2 separate regions of the Mus musculus genome follow, and region 2 is linked to region 1. A link is a loop called in an ENCODE intact Hi-C map of the cell type or tissue named here. Cell type or tissue: gastrocnemius. All regions are shown on one strand.

The links. A loop is a pair of places that touch in the nucleus more often than their neighbours do. Peaks named below come from ENCODE experiments on the same cell type or tissue, not always from the same donor. Only the 100,000 strongest peaks of a DNase experiment are listed, where the experiment ranks them.
Region 2: it touches region 1 in a loop (2.3-fold over the local background); 7 of 42 quality-filtered maps call a loop at or near these places.

What each region holds. Positions count from the first base shown.
Region 1 is chr7:113,264,550-113,272,549 of GRCm38, forward strand. The region is part of intron 2 of Arntl (aryl hydrocarbon receptor nuclear translocator-like); the gene reads left to right. Among named protein-coding and RNA genes, the nearest start is that of Gm33721, 6.8 kb to the left of the region's middle. In gastrocnemius, a CTCF peak has its summit at 3,978 (motif pointing left); DNase peaks (open chromatin) are centred at 3,974, 5,572, 6,239 and 6,637.
Region 2 is chr7:113,197,702-113,205,701 of GRCm38, forward strand. It overlaps a transcript of Arntl not described here. Among named protein-coding and RNA genes, the nearest start is that of Arntl, 5.8 kb to the right of the region's middle. In gastrocnemius, no CTCF peak of the experiment used is centred here; DNase peaks (open chromatin) are centred at 4,141 and 4,963; H3K27ac peaks cover 738 bases.

The DNA of each region.
Region 1 (8,000 bases):
CTAGTTCAGAGGGGCCCACTGTTCTCCCACTTGCTGAGGCGTTAGAAGAAGGGCCAGCCCTGGATGCATGGTTGTATCCTGCTGTCCCAGGGGACTTTCTGCTTTGCAGTCTTCCCCAAACCTCTTGTCAGTCTGTCCTCAGAGCCCCCTTACACACTTTGTATGTGGTGGAAAGTGGCAGGTTGTGTCACAGAAGTCTGTTCTGCTGAGTGTCCCTTGGATGTGGTCCTCACAGGAGGCGAGTGCCTTGTCTCATCTAAGTCTCAGCATTTGATAGACCCATCCCTGCCCACCTGCCGGCTAGCAGTCACTGGTCAGAGACACAGAGAGCCTCAGGCTTGTCCTCTTGCTCTCCCTCATGCTAGCATCTCTCCTCAGCCACCCAATAACAACAGTGCATTCTTTTGTTTCCTTAGAACAAGATGCAGATGTTTTCCAGAATTTTCTTCAACCTCAGGCAGTAAGTTTTTTTGGTAAAGACTCTTTTTTTTTTTTCCTGGAGTCTTTAGAACCAGGCTCTGCAGTGCTCAAAAACAAAGCAACAGACAGACTGCAATAGAAAGGAAGCAGAGATCAGGTGACAGGTCTTCAGTCAGCAGGCCTCGAACAGGATTCATATATCCTCCATGGTACCCTGGGGCTCCTTCCCTGTGCCTCTTCTGAATGCAGAGGCAGAGGCATGGTGAGGCGGGGTTAGGGTAGCTTCGTCCCAGAAAGGAGGTGGCCCGGATGGAGGGGTGCAGCTGACAGAGCGCACACATGGGCATTTCCTCACACCAGGCTCTGGGATGTGGAGAACAGGGCCCCAAGAGCTCATCTTTTTTTTTCTCATCTTCAAGCCATTGTTATTCTCCAGAGAGCGCAGACTGACTCTGGGGTCCAGGCTGGTAGAAAAGACTGTGGAGTGGAGTCCTGGTTACAGATGCTCAGGGAGTGGGCCGAGTGTATGGATACCTAGAGGCCAAGGATCATAACTGGCAGGGTGGGAGGCCAGAGACCTCGCAAGTGAACGAATGGGACCAGAACTTCAGAACCTGGGAGATAACAGAACAGCAGCCACAGGCCGCAAGTAGTAGTTCCTGGGAGGGGATCCAATCCAAGTGGCTTACAGAGCAGTTTCTTTCAGTGTGTACTGTCAAACCCTTGGCTGTCCAAAAAGCAAAGCAAAACAAACAACAAAAAATTTGGTTTGCCGGGCATCGGGTGCTGCCTTTAATCCCAGTACTCAGGAAGCAGAGGCAGGCAGATCTTTCTGAGTTCAAGGCCAGCGTGGACTACAAATTGAGTCCAGGATAGTCAGGGTTCTTTTATACAGAGAAAACCTGTCTCAAAAACAGCAGCAACAACAATAAAACCAAAACCAAAGCAGTCTGTGGATGTTTGTATCTGGAGTACTAGAAACTCCACTGTCCCTGGATGGCACACTCTGGAGGGGAACATTAAAGGGGGGAGGACCTTAAAGGTCCAAGAATCCCTTCAACGTCCCACAGAATAGATGCTATGTGGCAGAACTTTCAGCAGGGCTGTTTTGTGTATGTACTTTCATTTTTAAAAAGTGTGTGTGTGTGTGTGTGTGTGTGTTTATGTGTGTGTGTGTGATGTACATGTGGAAGTAAGAAGTTGGTATCAGATATCTTCCTTGATTATCTTTCACCTTAATTTTTGAGGCAGGATTTCTTCATTAGCCTGGAGTTCACTGATAATCTAGACTGACTGGCCCGAAAGCTCCCAGGGTCTGCCCATCCTCACTCACCCCTCACTACCACTGTGTGACTATGTTTGACCCCTTCACTATTCCCCCAGCTACTGTGTAACTATGCTTGACTTTTTACACAGGTGCATGGGGGTGGGGGTGTTGGTCCAAACTCAGGCCCTCATGTTTGTGCAGTATACACTTGCCTGACTGAGCCATCTCTGCACCCAACTCATGTTTTCTTGTTTGGTACCCAAATATATGGCAGATAGGACTACTTGTGAAACCCCAGCCTCTGCCAAGTTACTCCCTCTGACTTAGTTTCTTCTGTAACATGGGACAGAACATTAGCTTTCGTGATGGCCACGGAGGAAATAATATATAGCTCACACAAAGGGCTTGTTACCTGGCAGGTGTCATGCTAACACTTTATACAGCTCACTGAAGAGGCAGGGACTATGGGCGTGCAGGTCAGGAGCCCATGGGACACAAAGGCCAGGTCCTGTGCCCAGTATTATATTGCTGGTGTGTGTTGGACCGGTGGCTCAAATGCCTGATGGGCTTGCGTTTTGAAACCTGACTACCATCTCCCATCTGAAGATGTACAGTAATTCCCACTTTTATAGAGCCCCCTTAAACAAGAAGGCAGTGACGTCAGGTAGTGGTGGCACATGCTTTTAATCCCAGCACTTGGGAGGCAGAGGCAGGTGGATTTCTGAGTTCGAGTCCACCCTGGTCTACAGAGAGTTCCAGGACAGCCAGGGCTACACAGAGAAACCCTGTCTCAAAAACCAAAAAAAAAAAAAAGAAATGTCTTAGTTAGGGTTTCTATTCCTGCACAAACATCATGACCAAGAAGCAAGTTGGGGAGGAAAGGGTTTATTTGGCTTACACTTCCACATTGCTGTTCATCACCAAGGAAGTCAGTCAAGCAGGTCAGAAAGCAGGAGCTGATGCAGAAGCCATGGAAGAATGTCCTTTACTGGCTTGCTTCCACTGGCTTGCTCAGCCTGCTCTCTTATAGAACCTAAGACTGCCAGCCTAGAGATGGTCCCACCTGCAAGGGGCCTTTCCCCCTTGATCACTAATTGAGAAAATGCCTTACAGCTGGATCTTATGGAGGCACTTCCCCAACTGAAGCTCCTTTCTCTGTGATTACCCCAGCTGTGTCAAGTTGACACACAAAACCAGCCAGTACAAGAAGGCAGTGCCCTTCTGGGTGTCTCCTGGATACCTGAAGGGGAGCTGATGTCCCTAAGACTCAGGTCACTGTGGTCCCTTTTCTCACACTGGGAAATGATCACCTCCGTGGCTGCTTGTCCTCTCAGTTATTCATGTGACATTCTGACTGCTCCACCTTCATCCTGGGCTGTTTGAGTTTGGGCAACTGCTCAGTCTATTAGGTTCAGGTACTCCCCACCCCCAGGCACTGGAGGGCTGTATGTCCAAGCCAAGACCAGGAGTTCTTTCTAAATGCCTGGTGGTGGGATGGGACAGGGTAGGCTGGGGTTGGGTGGAAGTGGGTGGGGTGAGGTGGTTAGGAGGCCTGGGGGCAGACGGGAAACCATAGCTTACTCTCATTTTACTTGTCAGGGAGAAATAAGGCAAAGGCTACAGGTACATGTGTTGGAGCAAGCTTGTAGGAAATTATAGACCAGACTGTTCTGTGAGGCCAGTCTAGCCTGTGGCTTCTCCCTAGAGCCCTGGCTTTCTAGATTAGCCCTCCGTGCCATCCAAAAGTGGAATTCTGTGAACTTTCCTCCTTCCAGTGTATCAGAGGGCTTTTTTTTTCCCCAAAGGGAGGCCTTGTCTTTCTTCACACAGAACCCTGTATTCACAAGTCCAGCCCCATAGCTCCAAGTATGATCTCAGTTATGTTCAACCTCAGGGTTTCTGAGCACTTCGTGCTACTGATGGGACTGGGCATACAAGTGCCAGAAAGGCTCTGTCCCCAGGACCTGTAGAGCCAGTGCTTTATAGCCCTGGCTGTCCTGGAACTCACTTTGTAGACCAGGCTGGCCTCGAACTCAGAAATCTGCCTGCCTCTGCCTCCCTAGTGCTGGGATCAAAGGCGTGCGCCACCACGCCCGGCGAGCCAGTGCTTTTCAGAGTAAACTACTCTATACTCCTTAATGTCCACCCTACACCTGTAACACCTGCTCCTGGGCCCCACCCCTTCACCTTCAATAGCCTGCCACACCCACACCCACCAATAAACTAATAGTTATTTTCTCCTCTATTCTTCTCATGAAGAACTGAGATACTGGGCTGCCACCTGCTGGAACGTTGTTGTAATGGCACCTAAGTGCACCAGCCCTTCCTGGAGTTGGGTAGTGTGCTGCTGGGCAGCTGCTACCTGTTGCATTGGCTTGCTGTCGTGCATTTATTTAAACACCCCATCTTTCCGACTACACTGAAAGAGTCTTGAACGTAACAACTTTGAATTTCCATTGTGGCTGTATTGACCTGGCTTCTGCCAGAGGTGACAGAAGAGCTTGTTGAGTAGCCCTAGTAGAAATGTTGGTTGCCTTAGGTTCAGGGGATTGGCTTCAATTGGTGAATGTTCTCTGAACTTAGAGGTTGCTAAGAAACGTTTCTGAGTTCTTCAGAGCCTGTCAGTGTCAGGGGCTATGGGGCGGGGCATGTGATGAGGGACTGGCAGAGGGGATAGGACCCCATCAGCCTCTGGCCTGTTCAAAGCTCCCATCTTCAGAACACATCAGAGCAACTGAGAGAGTACCAAGGCAGACAGACCTCATGCAGTAGAGAGTAGGCTCTCCAGCTAGGGAGGGAAGGCTGCCCTCTGGAACACATTATACCTGGGGTAGGCTCCTTGTAGTATAGGTATGCAGAGGTAACAATGAGAACTAGGCCCTTCTTGGGAGCTCTGGGCTGTGGGACAGGGTAGTAGTCATGGCTCTCTCTCATCCTACTCTATTATTAGACCACAGCATCAAACACTTCACACATCTCTTAACAGAACTCCATCTAGCAGTCACTCTGTAGGTGACACTGAGGGAAAAGAGGAAGTTGTGTCTTCACTGGGCTCCATTTAAAGAGAGATGCCTCATTTACAAAGCCTGTTTCCTCAGAGGCTCTGGTCTGCAGTGCTACACAACTCCTCAGAAGTCCTACATCACTCTAGCCTGATCTCAGAAGACACTCTTCTGTCCCTGGGCCTGTCCTGATGTGCTCATTCATAGATTTCTGGGGTTATCCACTGCAGGCTGTTTCCCTCTTTGCCCTGGCTGCCAGCAAGCTCCGAGTGGACACGTTTGTTCTTTTCCTATGACTTTTCTGAACTAAGGTTTGCTCTGGTGTATGCTCCCTCCACTCTGTCCCCAGGACTGCTTGTTTCTGTGTTTGCTTTGCCTTTGAATTTTGCTTTTGGGGATGGATTTTAGCAGAAGGATCAGCAAGCAGTAAAGCCGGATGCCTACCCCAGCTTGCAGTCCCCACTCTCTGGCCATACATCCTGAACAAGGTGACTCTGCTTGTCAGTTCTTTATTCCTTCCTTGGAGAGTTGGGTCATGACCACAGTGAATGAGTTGTTGTAAAGGTCAGTCTTGTCCAGGCCTGGCTGCCCTGTGGCTCTAGGACCTGAAAAGCTACACTAGCAATGGGACCAACTCTTAGGGAATTCCTAGGACAGAAGGGTTTGCTGGGATGCAGGCATTTCAGCACTGAGATGGAGAGTTCCAAGGAAAACAGATGGATTGGTCATTCTAGTTAGCTCTCTACCTTTTCTCTCCTCACACTGCCCCCTCCCCCTTCCCTGATGCCCTGTTGCTATGGCAGGTGTCCTGGAAGGCTGCAGCTTCCACCACTCTTGCTGCAGCTTCTGCTGCTGTTGACTGCTGAGACTGAGGCCCTGCTGTGTTTGCAGCTGGCAGTGCAGTCAGCTCTGGGGGCCTCTTTTGCAGCTTGGCCAGCTACATGACTCTTACTCACCTGCCAGATAGGCCACTCCCCTGCTCTTTGGTTTGGTGTGCCAGCTTCCCGTTGTTCTGCTGCCCTTGCTCTTGCCGCCACTCCACTGTCATTGCTCGTGCTCATGGCACCAGCTCAGTCACTCCACGAAAAGTGGGTAGGAAAGGACTGTGGAAGAGAAGCTTTGCATCGGGCCTAATGTAACAGCAAGAGAGACAGTGCAGGATGCTAGGTGCGCTGGGGATGTCTCTCAGTTAGCTGACTGTCATAAGTCCGTCTTCTGTGACTGGAGAAGTGTGTTTGTACCAATCCTAGTAAACTCTACATTCAAGGGAATGCTCTTGTTGGCATTGTCACAATGCTGTACTTGGCTTGGCCACAACAGAAGTGCCCCTTCCTAGACTTAGACAGAAATGGCTGTAGGTTCACTTAGAGTTCACTGAGGCTTGTAGTAGCAAAAAAAAAAAAAAAAAAAAAGTCCGCCACAAATTGTTTGGAACTGTCCTAACTGGAGCTGTGCCTTCAGAATCCAGAGCAATTAACCGAGACCATCATGCAGTTTCCTCAGAGCGTCCAGGGAGTGTTCCAAAGCGCCATTGCTGGCGTGCAGCCATCGGCCTGCTGTTCGGCCATATTTACTGCCCATGTGCCCAAGGTAGCCAGGGAAGCTCGAGAAGATCTAAAAGCTGTCAGTTAGGGAGCTTTGCCCAGTGTCCCAGATTCTTTGCTTATTTACAGGAAAACGAACCCTAGGAGTGCCGACAGGAAGAACTTATCACTATCACTAGTAGTGAGTGCTCCCCACCGCCACCACCCAGTGCTAGGCAAGTGCTGTACTACTGAACTGTCTCTGCATCCCCATTACTAGTGATTTTTTAAGTGATTTGATCCCAGAGAGAGAGAGAGAGAGAGAGAGAGAGAGAGAGAGGTGAGACATTTTCTGTCTCATTACCATGAGGCAGCTAACTGTTGGAACATAAATCCTATCTACAGGTGGCCTTCTGGGGTCCTGGGGTGAGGATGGGAACAAAGGGACATGGAGCTGTGGTCCAGATTGAAGGCTTGAATGTGGCTGTCCCTCCTGCAGGTGGTAGGATGGGCAGTTGGAGTTTAGCATTGTCTTGCCCTGCTCAGAGAAGCACTATGTCTCTTTTGGGCCTTGCCCCTCTCAGCTGCCGTAACCATTCTGCCAGGGCAGCCTGGGCTGTGGCGATTCCTTCCCCTCTGCTCCTTTAGATGGAGCTCAGGGGTCCCTGTGCTCTGAGGGACGGACAGGGAAAGACCTGGTGTTCTTTCCAGGCGCACTGCACAGGTTTCCCAATACCCGCTTTCTCTGGCTCTTTGGTGAGACCCTTTTTCTACCTTTAGGACTTTCTAGCTCAGAATTGGGCATATGTGTGATCCTGGACTGCAAGACACGATCAGGCTCCAAGAGTGACCTTCATGTGCCATTTACATGCTTGTAACAGGACCAGGTCCTTTGTGCCCTCTGCCAGCAAAGGTCCCTCCCACAGGCACCTAAGGAGCTCTCTCTCTCTGTCTTGTCTCAGGCCCCTTTCAGAAGAAAGTAACACAAAAAGTTGGGGCTTTCGTCTTGGTTGCTGTTTCTCTCCCTATCCCCACCACTTTCAGTTGTTCTTCTAAGAACACCTTCTTGGCCGGGCGTGGTGGTGCACGCCTTCAATCCCAGCACTCGGGAGGCAGAGGCAGGAGGATTTCTGAGTTCGAGGCCAGCCTGGTCTACAAAGTGAGTTCCAGGACAGCCAGGACTATACAGAGAAACCCTGTCTCAAAAACACCAAAAAAAAAAAAAAAAAAAAAAAAAAAAAAAAAAAAAAAAAAAACACCTTCTTGGAAAGAAAAGTCTTCTAAAAATAATGTTGTCACATCTGCCTCAGCCTCCTCACCTTGTCTAAAATGTAAGAAACCCCTTTGCAGTTTTGTTTTATGTAGATAACAGCAGCATCTAAGTTAGCAGTTAGTACTTACATTTCTATAAAGTAAAAAAAAAAATTTTTTTTGGGGGGGGGGAAGGTTTCGAGACAGGGTTTCTCTGTATAGCCCTGGCTGTCCTGGAGCTCACTTTGTAGACCAGGCTGGCCTCGAACTCAGAAATCCGCCTGCCTCTGCCTCCCAAGTGCTGGGATTAAAGGTGTGTGCCACCACGCCTGGCATAAAATTTAATATTACAAAAGTCCATCAATGTGAGGCATTTCTTGTAGACCAAGGGTTTGTAAATCTAATGAAACCTGTTGATCAAAGACAGAAGGGAGCAAGGACTCAGGCTTGTCTGGTCCTGGACCACTGACAGTAAGGCATGGGAGAGTTACAACTGCCCATCAATGAGGCACCGTCTGCAGGGTTGTAGTGGAGCAG
Region 2 (8,000 bases), 67 kb before region 1:
CTGTGCCCACACTCAGCTTCATTGCCTGTCCTTCTGCTAGCAGGAATGGTCTTTAACACACAGACTTGGGGGGGGAGGGAGATCACAAAGTCCCCAGGGATCACTTATCAAAACTTGTCAATTCTAACAAGGAGAGGGAGTGGGAGGGAGAGGGAAGGGGGAGGGGAGAAAGAGAGAGGCCTTTCATGAAAACCTATGTAGGTTTCTCCTTTATGTTTGTGAATTGATTCTCTGATCCTGAGGCAGTGATAGGAAGATGTGAGATAGGAAAGCTGGGGCCAGTTCTAGCAGCCAAACCATAGACAGAAAACCCAGAGGTTCAAACATCCCAAACACTGTTCTCTTTAAAGCTGTTTACATGGGGGCTGCAGAGATGCTTCAGAGATTCAGAGCGTTTGCTGTGTCTTCAGGAGGTCCCGAGTTCAGTTCCAAGCACTGACTTCAGGTAGCTCACACTGACTGATACTCTGGCTTCAAGAAACTCAGTATGTTTTCCTGGCCTCTGTAGGCACACGAAGGCATGTACATACACATACATTTTTTTAAAATAAAAATCCTGTTTATTTGGGCTGTATGGGCTGGTGATGTGGCTCAGTGGGTAAAGGCACTTGCCACAAAAGCTTGGCAAACTGAGTTTACTTCCCAGAAGCCACATAAAGGCAGGAAGAGAAGAATCAACTGCACAAAGTTGTCCTCTGACCTCCACATGGGTGCTGTGGCACAGGTACCAAATACATGCATGCACACATACAGTGATATAAAGAACAGTTTATAATAAAGGCAAAACAGAAACACGTAAATATTTTCATGCTTGTAGTTTCACTGTGTAGTAAACTTTGCTGCAAACACCATGTTATAGGAGCCAGGTTAAAGTCATGGAGAATGATCACACACAAAAATAAGTTTTTAAAAACTTAAGTTTTTATTATAAAGGTAAAACTAGGTTTGATAGCCCACACCTATAGTTCTAACACACCATAGACTAAGGCAGGAGGGTCCCACAAGTTTGAGGCTAGCCTGAGCTACACAGGAAGACTCTATCTAGAAAATATTAATTATTGGTGCTGGCGGGATGGCTCAGCAGGTAAGAGCACTGATTGCTCTTCAGAAGGCCCTGAGTTCAAATCCCAGCAACCACATGGTGGCTCACAACCACCCATAATAAGATCTGACACCCTCCTCTGGTGTGTCTGAAGTCAGCTACAGTGTACTTATGTATTATAACAATAAATAAATCTTTTAAAAAATCATAATTATTAAGCATCAGGGTACAAGTAAAATGTCAGTGTAATAAAATTAGGTCAAAATACATAGTTACAAAAGAAATTTGGCAATGAATATTTTCCTAACAGTTATACCAATTTCATGTAATTAAATATTATTTTTCTTCTTCATGTTTGTGTTTTCCAAACTTTTTTTTCACAAATGAGCATTGGATTTATATTGGGTAGATAAAAGTAATAGATATTCCTGTTCTGTTTCATTATCTATAGGAAGGAGAGGGTTAAGTGGATGGTTTGTTTTGTTCTGTAGTATTTGTGATCACATTTAGGAGGTGAGGAATGCTATTCAATGCTAGCCCCAGCTACTCTCCAGTTCTTAAGGTTCTGAATCGATTGCTTTGATATGAGTGAAGTAAGAAGGTCCAAGCAGGCCTGTTGCTTTCATCTTATCTCTCCTCTTCTCTTCTCTTCTCTTCTCTTCTCTTCTCTTCTCTTCTCTTCTCTTCTCTTCTCTTCTCTTTTCCTCTGTTTTCTTTTCTCCTCTTTTCTTCATTCTTCCTTCCTTCCTTCCCTCCCTCCCTCCCTCCCTCCCTCCCTCCTTCCTTCTCTTCCTCCTCCTCCTTCTTCATCTTCCTCTCTCTCTCTCTCTCTCTCTCTCTCTCTCTCTCTCTCTCTCTCTCTCAGGGTTTTTCCAGACAGGGTTTCTCTATGTAGCCCTGGCTATCCTGGAACTCCTCTGTAAACTATGCTGGCCTTAAACTCAAAGATCTACCTGCCTCTGCCTCCACCTACACCTCCCCAGTGCTGGGATTAAAGGCATGCACCACCATCACCAGCTATTTATCTGTTTCTTAACATCTATTTAATTTGTAATAATGTGCATGTGTGGGGGGAGTGGGTATGTGTACATGAGTGCAGGTTCCACAGAGACAAGAGGTGTCAGAGCCCATAGAACTGGGCTTTTAAGTAGTTTTGACACACCCAGAGTAGACATTGAGAACTGTACCGACCAAGTCATCTCTCCAGCCCTGTTCCATTATTTGCTTGTTTGTTTGTAAAGAGGTTCTCAGGGTGCTATCTAACTCAGTAAGTAGAGGAGGGTGGCCTTGAACTTCTGGTCCTTGTCTTCTACCACCCTCATGCTAGCATAATAGGAGTTCAGTACACACCAGCTGCTGATTTTATTTAAATCACTAAAAGAAAGAGAGGACCAAGGAGCAGAAGGACTTTATAAAGAGTAACTCTTTCCAAAAAGTAATTCTGTACAAAGGGCAGGCTCATGACACCATTTGCTGTCAGCCCAACTGCTAAGCTTTTAATTAAACTGTGCATGGTGCTTTCTGAGCACGATAGTATGTCTGTGGGGCTTGCATGTGGGTAGCCTACTTGTTTTTATGGTTATGATGATTTGTATATGCGTGGCCCAGGGAGCTGCACTATTAGAAGGTGTGCTTGTTGGAGTAGGTGTGTCACCATGGGTGTGGGCTTTAAGACCCTCATCCTAGCTGCCTGGAAGTCAGTTTTCTACTAGCAGCCTTCAGATGAAGATGTAGAACTCTCAGCTCCTCCTGCACCATGCCTTTCTAGATGCTGCCATGCTTCCACCTTGATGATAGTGGACTGAACCTCTGAACCTGTAAGCCAGCCCCAATTAAATGTTGTCCATAAGACTTGCCTTGGTCATTGTGTCTGCTCACAGCAGTAAAACCCTAAGACAATGGTGTGTGTGTGTGTGTGTGTGTGTGTGTGTGTGTGTGTGTGAGTGAGTGTACATGATGTGTTCATGTGTAGACCTGCTCATGAAGATCAGATGACAACTTTCAAGAGTCAGTTTTCTCCTCCTACCACATAGGTTCCAGGGATTGAACTCATGTCCTCAGCTTTAGCAGTAAGAACCTTTACCTGCTGAGCCATATCACTGGCTCTTCTTATAAAGTAAATTCTAAGTACCTGTGAGTTACATTTTAGTACAGAGATAAGGGTAGGAAGAAGTTTTCATGGGTTTCCATAGTTGTTTCAATAGCATATATTGAAAACCCATCTCTTTTTAAAAGTCATTTAAACTTTACTATGTATTCAATTTTTATGTACTTTGGGTCTATTTCTGGATCCATCTTCTGGTCTGTCTTTATGCTAATATAAGGCCATTTAAATCACTTCTGTTTATTGTATTATTTGGTGGTCCTCGGGATTGAACCTAGGGCATCCTGCCTGCTAAGTAAGCATTCTACCATAAGTCTATAGCTTCAAGCCTCCTTTTACTTTCTATTTTGAGAGTGTTGCCCAGGCTAGCCTTGAACTCACTCTGCATCCTAGGCTGGCCTTAAACCTTCCATGTAAGTGCACCAGACTTCTAAATAACTTGGGTTCCAGGCCTGTGACATCAGACCTGGCTAATTACCACTCCTATATATTTTGTTTTGAGAGTGTGCCAGGTCAGATACTTGCAACCTTTTTTTTTTTTTTAAACATAATTTTATGTTCTTCAGTTACTACATACAGTTCATACATGGCTAAACACCTTGCTTTGCTGTGCTGGTAGTCTTTCTTTCTTTCTTTCTTTCTTTCTTTCTTTCTTTCTTTCTTTCTTTCTTCCCTGTTGTAGAGAGAGCAGTTCAGTGCTGTGTATTCTAGCAAAGCAGGACAGAAAGTTCGCTCTTGTTCTAGACAGTGTCTGTTGTGTGGAGCTCCTGTGAAGTGAGGTGGCTGAGGGGACTTCACCTCCTTCCAGGCATAGCAGCGCCCCTTCTCACATTGCAGCACTGAGAGCCTGAGAATCTTGGCCCTGTCTTCAAGAAAGATCTGATCTTCAGCCCCATTACACAGTGTAGGACACATTCCAAATGAGGTATTGCTGCTCTCCAGTTCTGAGCTGCTGGGTCATTCCATTCAGAAAGGAGCCAGGGAAGGTCTCCCGGGAAGCCTCTGAGAGAGCTGCCAAGATCTGTTAACCTGTGAGTGCCTGCTGCATAAAAACTCACGTTTATGGCTGGGCATGGTAGCATATACTTTTAAATCCAAACACTTGGGAGGCAGAGCCAGGCTTCTGTGAGTTCAAGGCTAGTCTCATCTACATAGTGAATTCCAGACCAGCCAGGGCTATACGTGAAACCTGTCTTAGACAAACAAACAACTAAATCAAAACCCAAACCAAACCAAATAAAGCCCAAAACTTATTTTTGTATATTCAGATGTCAATTTCAATCTTAAAATATAATCCATTCCCTCCCACTGTCTCTTCCTCCCTCCTTCCCCCTTCCCTCCTTTTCTCCTTGCCTCCCTCTCTCCCTCTCTGTTTCTGACACACACACATACCACATTTTCAACCTGGTCAGCAGAGAAAAGGTAACTATTAATTTTCTAAATCTCCCTTAAATAATAAAAGTCTTCACATCACGGTATCCATCTGTCCTTTCTGGCACAGCACTGTCTGTCCTCAGCCCTGAATCTGATCTTCAGTTTAAGTAAAATCAGCTTTCCTAAGGTAAGCTTAGTGCCTTTTAAATCCAACCAACCCCCCTTTCTTCAGGATAGCGTTCTCCTTCACCACGCTAAGCTGTCTACTGAGAGTTTTTCCCTGTAGTTTCCCACACCCAGCCGCTTTGCCTTCTGGTTTCTTCTTTCTCTCTCACCACTGTTTTCTCCTGTTCCAATTCTTCTTTTGCTTCCTTTGTCATTTTGGGAGCACGGCTCAGTCTGGGCTCCCGATTGGAGAACTGCCTAGGCTCACACTCTCTGTCTGGCTCTGGCTGAGAACATCCATGAAGGCTCTGCTCAGCAGGGCAGAGGGTGAGGCACCGATTACAGAGGAGCAGCTCAGGTCTCTGACTTGCTGTGCCTCTCGCTGCAGGATTCCACAAGCTACCACACTTGCCCCCTTGCCCGCCCTGCCCAAGAGCCTTCCCTTCTGCACATCTCTCCTATGTGAGAAGACATCCCATTCCTGAGACCTCATCCTGTGCTCTTCTACAGTTGACTGGAGATTTTGACACCAGCTGTAAGTTGGTGGCTCCTTGATCTACACTGTCTCGCTCTGGGTGATCATTATTGTCAACGTAACTGTAAAGATGCAGTTTAGTTAAGTAGAACTTGAACTTTGAGACCAGTTGTCTAAAGATCCTGTGGTTTCAGAACCACATCTGTCTGCATCTGTAAGATGGGAATAGAAGGGCCTGCTGTGGGGGGCTGTGAGACTTGGTGGAGGTGATACACAGGGGACTTCTAGAATAACACTGGACTCATTCTCCAACCCCAGTAAATATTGATGCAGCCCAATCCTATTCAGTCTTCCCAAGACAAACTTAACACACTCATCTCAAGACTCTCTGACTTTCATGTTTATATGACTTCTGGGTCCTGGCACGGTCTTCTGCAGTCATCCCAGCAGACCTGGGATTTGAGGTTGGGTACTTCAATTCAGAATTCGATCTTCCATTATTGTAACAAGTATGATTCCATCCCAAAGTTGATTCCACCTCAGATTGGATTAGATTCTTCCAGATGGAGCCTCAGTATTCTATACTTTTACAAAACTCTTTCCCGGCAATTTGAAAGGCTCTGGCCACTGCATTAGAGGCCATTTGTAGAGTAGACTACTCATCTTCCCCAACTTCGCCAATAAAACCATAACAGCATCTATTCCATATGGTCAGTAGTGACGCCTAATATAATCAGATCTTTACCGTACACCAGGAACTACACTAGTGACTCCCATAAATCACCTCACCTACCTCTCATCAACCCTCCAAAGTAGATAACAGATTATCCCCATTCCACAGAGCAAAAGCCTGAAGTACCCAGAGGGTAATCAGTTTGATTTACAGAGTCCAGACAGCAAATCTGGAAGGTAGGTATTCTAGTTTGCTTTTCTGTTGGTATGATAAACACCATGACCAAAAACAGTTGGGGGGGAGAAAGGGCTTGTTTGCCTTACCCACTAAAGTCCATTATCCAGGGTAGCCAGGGCAGGAGCTCAAGACAGAAACCTGAATGCACAACTGAAGCAGAAGCCACAGAGGAATGCTGCTTACTGGCTTGCTCTTCCTAGCTTTCTCAACTACCTTTCCCATACAGACCAGACCCATCTGTGTTAGGAAAATACTACCCACAGTAGGCTGAGTACTTCTACATCAATTAGCAGTCAAGAAAACGTTGTCAGTCTAACGGAGGCAATTTCCAATTGCCAGTCTCTCTTTCTTCCCAAGTGCATCAAATTGACAATCAAGATTAGCTAGCGTAGAAGGTACATGAACTTCTGGGATGAGGGTTATGTTAAACATATTTAAAGAATTTGGCACTCCCAGGTGCTCACTAAATAATCTCTTTTCCTTTCTTTATCCCTTCTTTGGTTGTGTGATTTTTTTTTAAAGATTTATTTATTATTATATGTAAGTACACTGTAGCTGTCTTCAGACACACCAGAAGAGGGAGTCAGATCATGTTACAGATGGTTGTGAGCCACCATGTGGTTGCTGGGATTTGAACTCTGGACCTTCGGAAGAGCAGTCGGGTGCTCTTACCCACTGAGCCATCTCACCAGCCCGGTTGTGTGATTTTTATTCATGCTCAGGAAACTTAGATTGAGAGTACTTACTTTGACTTTTTAGTTGTTCTGAAAGAATTGATAAATTCATTGTTCTGGAAGGTAAAGAATAAAAGGCAAAGTAGGTGCCAGTAGAAGATAAACGGGTTTGGGTTTCTAACAAAGAGAAGCACTATGGAAAATATAACTGACCATAAAAAAACCAGGTTTGCACAAGGAGAAGCCATCCTTTGTCTACTAGTGGTAGAAAAAAGCAAGATAAAAAAGAAGATAATCAAGGCACATGGAGGGCTAGAGTCTTAACCCACCCCCATCCCCGGTTTGGCCAGCTATTCCTTGGTGAACCTTTTTTGTAGTAGGACAATGTATCATCAAGACAGAGGCAGCTAGAGTTACTATAAAATTCTCTTTGTTGATTCCAATGAGGTTCCACCCACACATCCTGTCCTTCCATCCCTTCCGGGCCCCAAAGAGTAAGTCTAATTTCTCCTCTATTTGACAGCTCTTCAAATATGTGAAGAAAGCTACCTTGTACTCCCCGGGGCAAAAACTTCTGTTTCCTTTCATCTTTCCTCATGTGGCATAGTTTCTAGTCTCATTACATCCTGATCTCTCTCCTTGTGCACAGTGATAATTTTTCTTTGCCAAGTCTCAGTCACAGGCAACTCCATGTGGGTACTGATCAAGACAGCCCATGTTGCTTTCTCTTAGACTTTCAGTGGTTGTCCGGAGACAGCATTCTTTCTCTGGGCAGCCACAAATCTCTGTGGACTGAGACTGAGTTGTGTGTGACTTAGGGCTCCCATCTTGTTCTTTTATGCATCTGTTCAGACACCTCTGCCCTACCCTGTCTAAGAACAGCAGGCTTCCCAAGATGGGACCCTATTAAGGAGCCCATTGTTCCCTATCAAATTTGGCTGGTGTTAAGTAGTATCTCTTCCTCTGTTGGCTTTCTGTTACCTGGAAAATGAATGCAAAGTTCCTAGTTTTTCTTTCAGGACATGGGTAAAAATCCTGAGTCTGGGCCTAGTTGAGAGCCTTGCACCATTTTTTGGTAACTGGCCTGATGTGAGCCTTTAGCGTGGAAGCCACATTTAGAACATGACTGACACTTTATTTGTAGAATGGGGTAAGAACTGCTTTCTGCACAGGGTGGTTGTCAGGATACAGGGGTTGAAAAAAAAGGAGGGAAAGCTTTTAGCACATGCCCGGCACACAACACGGTAGAGAGATAT